Regions from separate parts of the Homo sapiens genome. Here region 2 is linked to region 1. A link is an interaction called in ENCODE POLR2A ChIA-PET data of the cell type or tissue named here. Cell type or tissue: K562. All regions are shown on one strand. Region 1 overlaps LOC105373411 (a long non-coding RNA gene). Region 2 has its middle 17 kb from the start of ID2-AS1.

What was found. Peaks named below come from ENCODE experiments on the same cell type or tissue, not always from the same donor. Only the 100,000 strongest peaks of a DNase experiment are listed, where the experiment ranks them.
Region 2: POLR2A ChIA-PET joins it to region 1 with 5 read pairs; 6 of 35 experiments call an interaction of 5 or more read pairs at or near these places.

What each region holds. Positions count from the first base shown.
Region 1 is chr2:8,596,846-8,600,845 of GRCh38, reverse strand. LOC105373411 (a long non-coding RNA gene) reads left to right here. Exons shown (of 3, transcript XR_001739274.1): 3 at 1-1,977. Among named protein-coding and RNA genes, the nearest start is that of LINC01814, 15 kb to the right of the region's middle. In K562, no CTCF peak of the experiment used is centred here; a DNase peak (open chromatin) is centred at 2,415.
Region 2 is chr2:8,662,893-8,666,892 of GRCh38, reverse strand. No RefSeq gene overlaps it. Among named protein-coding and RNA genes, the nearest start is that of ID2-AS1, 17 kb to the left of the region's middle. RefSeq lists an enhancer at 3,444-4,000. In K562, no CTCF peak of the experiment used is centred here; no DNase peak of the experiment used is centred here.

The sequences.
Region 1 (4,000 bases):
CTCCCCGTTTTATTTTCTGTGACCATAAGTTGTAACCAGCCCATAACTGCTCCCCTCCCGTCCCTGCGGTGGCTGTGGGTGGCTGCCTGTCACCACGGCCATGGCTCTGTGGATTTTCCCAGAGTGGACACCGGGCCCAGGCCCACGGTTCTCATGTAATGGCTTCGGCTGCCTGGGTTCGAGGCTCAGCAGCACTGTCTGGAGGAAGGTTTCTGAGCCCAGCGTGGGATGGGTCCAGCCTGCCTCAGAGGGGGTGCCCTCGGCTCTGGGGGACCCACTCTCCAAGACCTTTATCAAGAATCCACTGCGTCAGAGCACTTTGGGGGCCTCGAATGTTGTATCATTTCCAGTGAAGCCGACCTTAGGCAGTTGTGGCCCAGAAGGGTGTTTGCACTCTATTCCTTAGAAGAGTGGGACCTCAGCCCTCTCACCACCACCATGAGACCCTCGAGAGGAAATGGGTTTGGTGGGAGGGTCTGAGTTTGGAGGGCTTGGAGAACTGTGGAGGTAAAACCGAGCACAGCTGGAGCGGGGTACTCTTGTCAGAAAGCAAGGGGCTTTGGGACAAGTTATCCAAAGCCAGGGGCGGCTCCCCACTTGCTGGGAACGCATAGCATTCTCTCGGGCTGCTGATGCTGGGCCTGGCTGTGGAAGGGGCCCCGTCCTGGGCCTCTGTTCAGAGGGTGTGCAGGAGGCCCTGTGGAGAGTGCTGGGCCGAGGGGCTGCAGTGCTGAAGTCACGCCCGGATGGGATTCCTGCAGCTCTGACTGGGGCTTTCCACCTGGGGCACCAGGGGCAAGCCCCGCCCCTTTGGGTGGCATCTCCCTGGGAAGGGACAGGCATGGTGGGCCTGCCCCAGACCCTTCCCTCTCTGACCGTCTGGCCTTCTCACCGGGGTTCAGACCCTGGGCTCCTCCCACCTGTGCCCCTGCCTTTGCCTTCTGGACTTTGTGTCTGCTTGCGCCCAGGCCCTCCCCTTGCCCCAGTGGACTTGGGTCTGGCTTCTCCCACATGGTGGCCTCTAGGAGCACCTGTGGCCCATTTTTAGCCCTCTGAACCCAACCCTTCCCACCAAGCTGCCCCAGCGTCCCCGAGGGGGCAGCAGACATGCCTTTTTCTGGTTAATCCTCCGGAGGGGACATGGGCAGGATATTTTCCTACAAACCAGCTGACCTGTATGCAGGTGAGGCTTCCTCAAATCCTCTAGCCCCAGTGATGGACCGGCGGCCGGAAGACTGAGGTGGGATCCTCGGAAGGCTTCCAGGAAGTGGTAGAAACGTTTCCAGAAAGGTTTAATTGTTCTTAGAGGCCACATCTTCCTCGTCTTGGAGATGGCGCCGCAGCCCTGGCTGTCTCCCAAACTAGAGAGCAGAGAGTCCTGCTTCCAGTCGCCGTCACTTAAGCCCGACATCCTCCTGCAGCCCAGTCCTGGTTATTCTCCCCAGTGACCTTTCCAGCCTCTACTCTGCTCCCACTCCCACCACCTGGGCTCAGGCCTTCACTGTGTATTGTATATTCGTTGTATATTGTATATTCGTCATGGATTTTATATTCTATATTGTAGAGCCATTGCATGTTGTATTCTCATCGTATGTTGTATACACACCGTGTGTTGTATATTCATTGCATTTTGTCTATTACATGTTGTATGCTAATCATCTGTTGTATACTCATCCATTGCATATTCATATTTCATATTCCTTGTATATTGTATATTGCAGACTCATATATTGTATATTTACATGTTGCATCCATCATAATTGAAGACTCATTGTATATGTCCATATGTTGCATATTCATCATGTTGCATACTCATGTTACATATTCATCATGTTTTGCATATTCATGTGTTGCATATTCATCCTATGTTGCATACTCAAGTGTTGCATATTCATGTGTTGCATGCTCATTGTATATTGCATGCTCACTGTACATTGTATAATCATCATATGTTGCATATTCATCTTATGTTGCATACTCGTCGTATATTTCATACTCACTGTACATTGCATATTCTTTCTTTTTTTCTTTTTTTTTGAGACAGAGTCTCTCTCTGTCACCCAGGCAGGAGCACAGTGGCACGATCTCAGCTCACTGCAACTTCTGACTCCCAGGTTCAAGCGATTCTCATGCTTCAGCCTCCCAAGAAGCTGGGACTACAGGTGCGTGCCACCATGCCCAGCTAATTTTTTTATTTTTAGTAGAGATGGGGTTTCACCATGTTGGCCAGGCCGGTCTCAAACTCCTGGCCTCAAGTGATCCACCAGCCTCGGCCTCCTAAAGTGCTGGGATTACAGACGTGAGCCACCACGCCCGGCTAATATTGTACACTCATCATATGTTGCATAATCCTCCTAGAGTGACTCACAGTGATGCAACAGGACTCCTGCGTGATGTCTTCCTATCAGGTCTCACTGTCTCCAAGTCAGCCCCCATGTCTCGTCCCAGTGCTGACTGTCCCATCTCCTGCTCTGTTTAACGGCCTCCTTTAGCCTAAGGGCCCTCTGCTGGGCCTTGTCCCCCAGCTTCCTCTCCTGCCTCTGTCACTCCTCCCTGGTTCGTGTGGCCCTTGGTGATGCCTGGCGGCCTCACTCTCCCGGCTTTACCAGTGCCTCTCTCTCTCTGCTGGGACCTGCCATTCCCACATTTTGGATCAGCCCCCAGGTACTTTTTGGAAACTAGCAATTGAGTAGTATGTCATGGGTTGCAGAGCCCCTCTGTGGACTTGACTGCTGTCCAGGGACTGCTTGTTATAATAGCATCTGAGTGTGCGAGTGGAATAAGGCCAAGAGAGGGTGAGTGAACAGCCCAGGGTCACATAGCTCCTAAGAGTTCAGCTGGGCTCTGACCTGGCTGCTCCGTGTCCTGAGCCAGGGCATTTCCATGCCCCTGCGCCACCCCCATGGGATCCACTGACAGTTCTGCATTCATGGTCCTTGATTGTGGAACTGGATTTGCCCTCTGCCCCTCACTAATCAGCTAATTGCTGTCAGCCTTAGTCGGCCTGTGGTCCCTGGGGCTTACCTGGTTTTCCGTGGAGCCCTAACCCAACTGATCTCACTTCAGCTCTGCCTTTGATGGGGCGGTGGCAGATGGGAGGCAGATCCCTTCTGGTCCTTGCGAACCTGCCCCTATGTTCGAGAGGGCACAGGCTCAGGAGAGGGGTTTCCCTGGTCCCCATCCTGCTGTGCACTGGCCAAGACTTGGAATCCACACCCCAGTCCTGCTCTCTGCAGGCTTCCTCAGCATATCACAGGCACAATGGTAGCAGGCTCACACACACACACACACGCTCATACACATGGCACACACTCACACGCAAAGAGCCACACAGGGCCAACATGCTCACACACACTGTGTAAGTGTGCATGAGTGCACACACACCACACATGCAAACACACCACACATACAACACATACATATACACACCACACATATACACACACACCACACCACACATTACATACACCTACCACACACACCCCACACATACACACCACATATATACACACACACACCATACCCACATTACATACACCTACAACACACACCCCACACACACACACCCCACACCACATGTATACACACACACCACACTGCACATACATTACATACACCCACCACACACCCCACACATACCCCACCCATACACACATACCACACCACACATGCACATTACATACACCTAACCACAGACACACCATACACACCACACCACACATACACACCACACATATACACACACCACATCACACACACACATCACAGCACACAACACACACACCCCACATACACCCACACCACACACACCCCACACATATACACACACCAGACCATATATGTACCACATCACACACATATATCACCAACACCTACCACATATCATACACCACACATATACACACACACACACACACAACACACATACCGCACATACACCACGCAAACACCACACACATACACACATACCACATATACCTGCCACACACACCACACACAG
Region 2 (4,000 bases), 66 kb before region 1:
ATTGTTTCCAACGTGAGTATGAAAGTATGGAGCAGTGCGGAGGGCCAGGAGTGCTGAATCCACATGGTTACTTCTCCAGGCGGGGGCCGAGGACCAGGGCTGGAGGTTTACTCCAGGAGCTTCAGTGGTGCATGCTGAATGTGCTGTTTCTTGGGCTGGGGGACAGAGATGTGCATGCTGTTATACACTCTATATTGAAATGATTGTATAACAATATACTAATTTATCATGTAATAAATTTGACCAGAAAGAAACAACTGTTCTGTGGCTGCTTCCATGACTGGATTTCACGTTGTAGGTTTCTAAGCAGAGAGTCCAAGGAAAACCAAAGGAGCGGCGGAAGGATAAGCCTCCCGGGTGTTCTGGGAGTGTCCCTTTGCTTGGGCTCCTCCGTTAGAGTTGAGAAAACCTGGGACTTGTGACTACTGGAGTCAACCTGGGATCCTGGCACCAAATGCCAGCAGAAACAATCCTGCCCCCCTCGGAAGATGAGATGAGGTTCTTTATGGAACATGAGTGCAGTTCGAGAGCTTCAGGTAGAAAGCCCAGTCGTCCTTACCCTGCGTGGCCCATCCAGGATCACGAATGGGGTCAGCCTCAGGGAGCTATGAGCCTGGTGTCTGAGACACAGCTTGGGCCTTTGTACTGCTGGAAGCACAGGGAACCCTGAGGGTTGATCAACTCCCCAGCAAAGACAAACTGGCATGCTCGTCAGTGTGAGAACAAAGCTACAAGACCTAGGAGTGGCATTTTGCAGATCTGCTGTTTTTCAAAAAAACTTGTGCTTGAATGTGTATAACATAAAATTTACCATTTAAGCCTTGTGTGTGTGTGTGTGTGTGTGTGTGTGTGTTTGAGATGGTGTCTCGCTCTGTGGCCTGGCTGCAGTGCAGTAGCTCACTGCAACCTCCACCTCCCAGGTTCGAGCGATTCTCCTGCCTCAGCCTCCCGAGTAGCTGGGATTACAGGCACCAGCCACTACACCCAGCTAATTTTTTATATTTTTGGTAGAGATGGGGTTTCGCCATGTTGGCTAGGCTGGTCTCGAACTCCTGACCTCGTGATCCACCCAAAGTGCTGGGATTATAGGCATGAACCACCACGCCTGGCCCATTTAAGCCATTTTTAAATGGACAATCAGTGGCATTAAGTGCATTCACGTTGTGCCACCATCACCATCATCCACCTCTGGAACTTTTTCATCTTCCCCAATGGAAACTCTGCCCATGAAACAGCCACTCCCCATTCCCCTCCCCGCAGCCCCTGGCAACCACCCTTCTACTTCCTGTCTCCACGAACGTGACTACTCTAGGTACCACATATAAGCAGAATCATACAGGATTTGTCCTTTTGTATCAGATCTGGGGTTCGTATGCTGAAGGAAACTGCCTGCAAACTCTTCTGTGTGAGTGGAGAAAGGACCTGTGTTTTGAGTGTCAAAGGAGTTTCTGCCCCAAGAGGACTTAGAGTTACCAGGGTGAATCCTTGACTTTTTGGAGGAACGTGTCAGAAGATGTGCTCACTCACATCCCTGAATTCATGGATATTGCCAATGTGAGAATGGCAAACCCGGGGCCCGAGGGTGGCCGCTCTTCACGCAGGCCTGGTGGGGCCTTACTGCTGCTCAGAATCCTTTTTTTTTTTTTTTTTGAGATGGAGTCTCGCTCTGTTGCCCAGGCTGGAGTGCAGTGGTGTGGTCTCGGCTCACCGCAAGCTTGGCCTCCCGGGTTCACACCATTCTCCTGCCTCAGCCTCCCCCACCCGAGTAGCTGGGACTACAGGCACCTGCCACCATGACCGGCTAATTTTTTGTAATTTTTAGTAGAGATGGGGTTTCACCATGTTACCCAGGATGGTCTCAATCTCCTGACCTCATGATCCACCCGGCTCGGCCTCCCAAAGTGCTGGGATTACAGGCGTGAGCCCCCGCGCCCGGCCCACAATCCTTCTTAACACAGTGTGCGGGCAGCCACAGTCACCTGATAGGCCCTGTGGAGGAAACATTTGCCATCTGTGGTCTGTGGCATGTCAGTTACTTTGAAAACTGGAGGTAACACAGTCTGAAGCATTTACATGACTTCTTTGTGCCCTTAAGGTAAGTCAGCGGATGTGTGACAAGTGCTTGGAACCTCCCCGGCTGGGGGCTCCCTTGCCTAAAGACCAGCTCCTCCCCACGTCATGCCTGTCTTCCAGGGCCCGTGACTCCAGCTCTCATTCCATGAAGACGACACACTCCATTTCTCCTGGATGTTTTTTTGTTGTTGTTGTTTATTTGCTTGTTTTGAGACAGGGTCTTGCTGTGTCACCAAGGCTGGAGTGCAGTGGTGCAATCATAGCTCACTGCAGCCTCAGCTTCCTGGGCTCAAGTGATCCTCCTGCCTCGACCTCCCAAAGTGCTGGAATTACTCTAGCCTCTCCTGGGTCTTTGAAGTCTGTGCCTGCACATGGCTGATGCTCAGCTAACCTGAAGTTTTCTCGGCAGTGTGAGTAGTTTTTCACTCTCCCCTCGAGCGGTGATGCTAAGTCCCCTTCATGGAGTTTGCTGTTCATTTCTCTGCTCACAGGGATTAGAACTTGATAGCAAAGAGCAGGAGGGCATCAGGCACTGGCTGGGCTGGCAAGAGGTGTGCCTTTAGCCCTGAGCACGCCCTGAGGAAGCAGCTGTGCTTCAGGCTCCGTGTGACGTGAGGAAGAAGCTGAGAGGCAGAGGCGAGCAACACGTCTGAGGCCGCAGAGCCGCCAAGAGACCAAGGAGCAAAGCCACGGCACCCGTCCCGCTCCCTTTTTTCAGTCAAGTATGAGGGAAATAGTGAGGAAAGTTATTCTTATGTGGAGCGGGACAACAAAAACCCATAAACAACCTTCTCATGTTGGCTCAGAATTGATGGTCATCTGGCTGGTAATGGGATTTTACTCTTGTGTTCTTGAAAGCTCTGCCAGGAAAACCTCACTAGAAAGGCCTGGAAGCTTCTGGAAAATATGGATTTGTAGACCCGCCCCCACCCCTGCCTATCCTATCAGAATCTGTGGTAGAGTAGGGAGTAGGCCAAGGAATTTAAAATTTTCACAAGATTCCTGGGCACTCCTCTAATCATGCCTGGAGAAACACTCTGCAGACCCTCAGCTTTTTAACGGAGGTAGTGATATTGTTTGGCTGTGTCCTCACCCAAATCTCATCTTGAATTGTAATCCCCATCATCCCCATTATCCCCACGTGTCAAGGGAGAGACCAGGTGGAGGTAATTGAATCATGGGGGCGGATTCCCCCATGCTGTTCTCCTGAGAGTGAGTGAGTTCTCACGAGGTCTGATGGTTTTATAAGTGTTTGGTAGTTTCTCCTGCGTTCATTCTTCCCCTGCTGCCCTGTGGAGAAGGTGCCTGGCTTTCCCTTCACCTTCCGCCATGATTGTAAGTTTCCTGAGGCCTCCCAGCCATGCTGAACTGTGAGTCAATGAAACCTCTTTCCTTTCTAAATTACCTGGTCTCGGGCAGTTCTTTATAGCAGTGTGAGAACAGCCTCATATAGCTGGAAGTGTGGCTTTGGAACCTGCATTTTAGACAAGATTCCTCAGCTGATTCTTAAGCACACACCACTTGTGAGCCACTGTCTTCAGGCGCTCATCAGGCACTCAGCAGCAGCGGTTTAGTTTTTCCTGACATTTTGTGTTTTTCAGTAGTCATGGCCATACGGTGATGAAAAGTGGCCATTTTATGATAGAATGGAGGTCCTAACTGTTGGGGACATTGCAGAAACTGCAGGAATTAACCTGTCACATGTTTCATTGAAAAACATGATGATTTATCATCAAAATGAATAAGTTCTTTCACTTTAGTATGTAAACCATATACTATTAGAATGAAGGACACATTTAAAAAATACTAAATTGAAGTGATCTTTGTGTTTTGATGGTGACTGAGTTCTGCTTTGCGTTTTTGTTACCATTTCCATCCTTGAGTTTCTTTGGTCCTGTTCATTGCCCTGGTTCCAACTCGGCTTTTT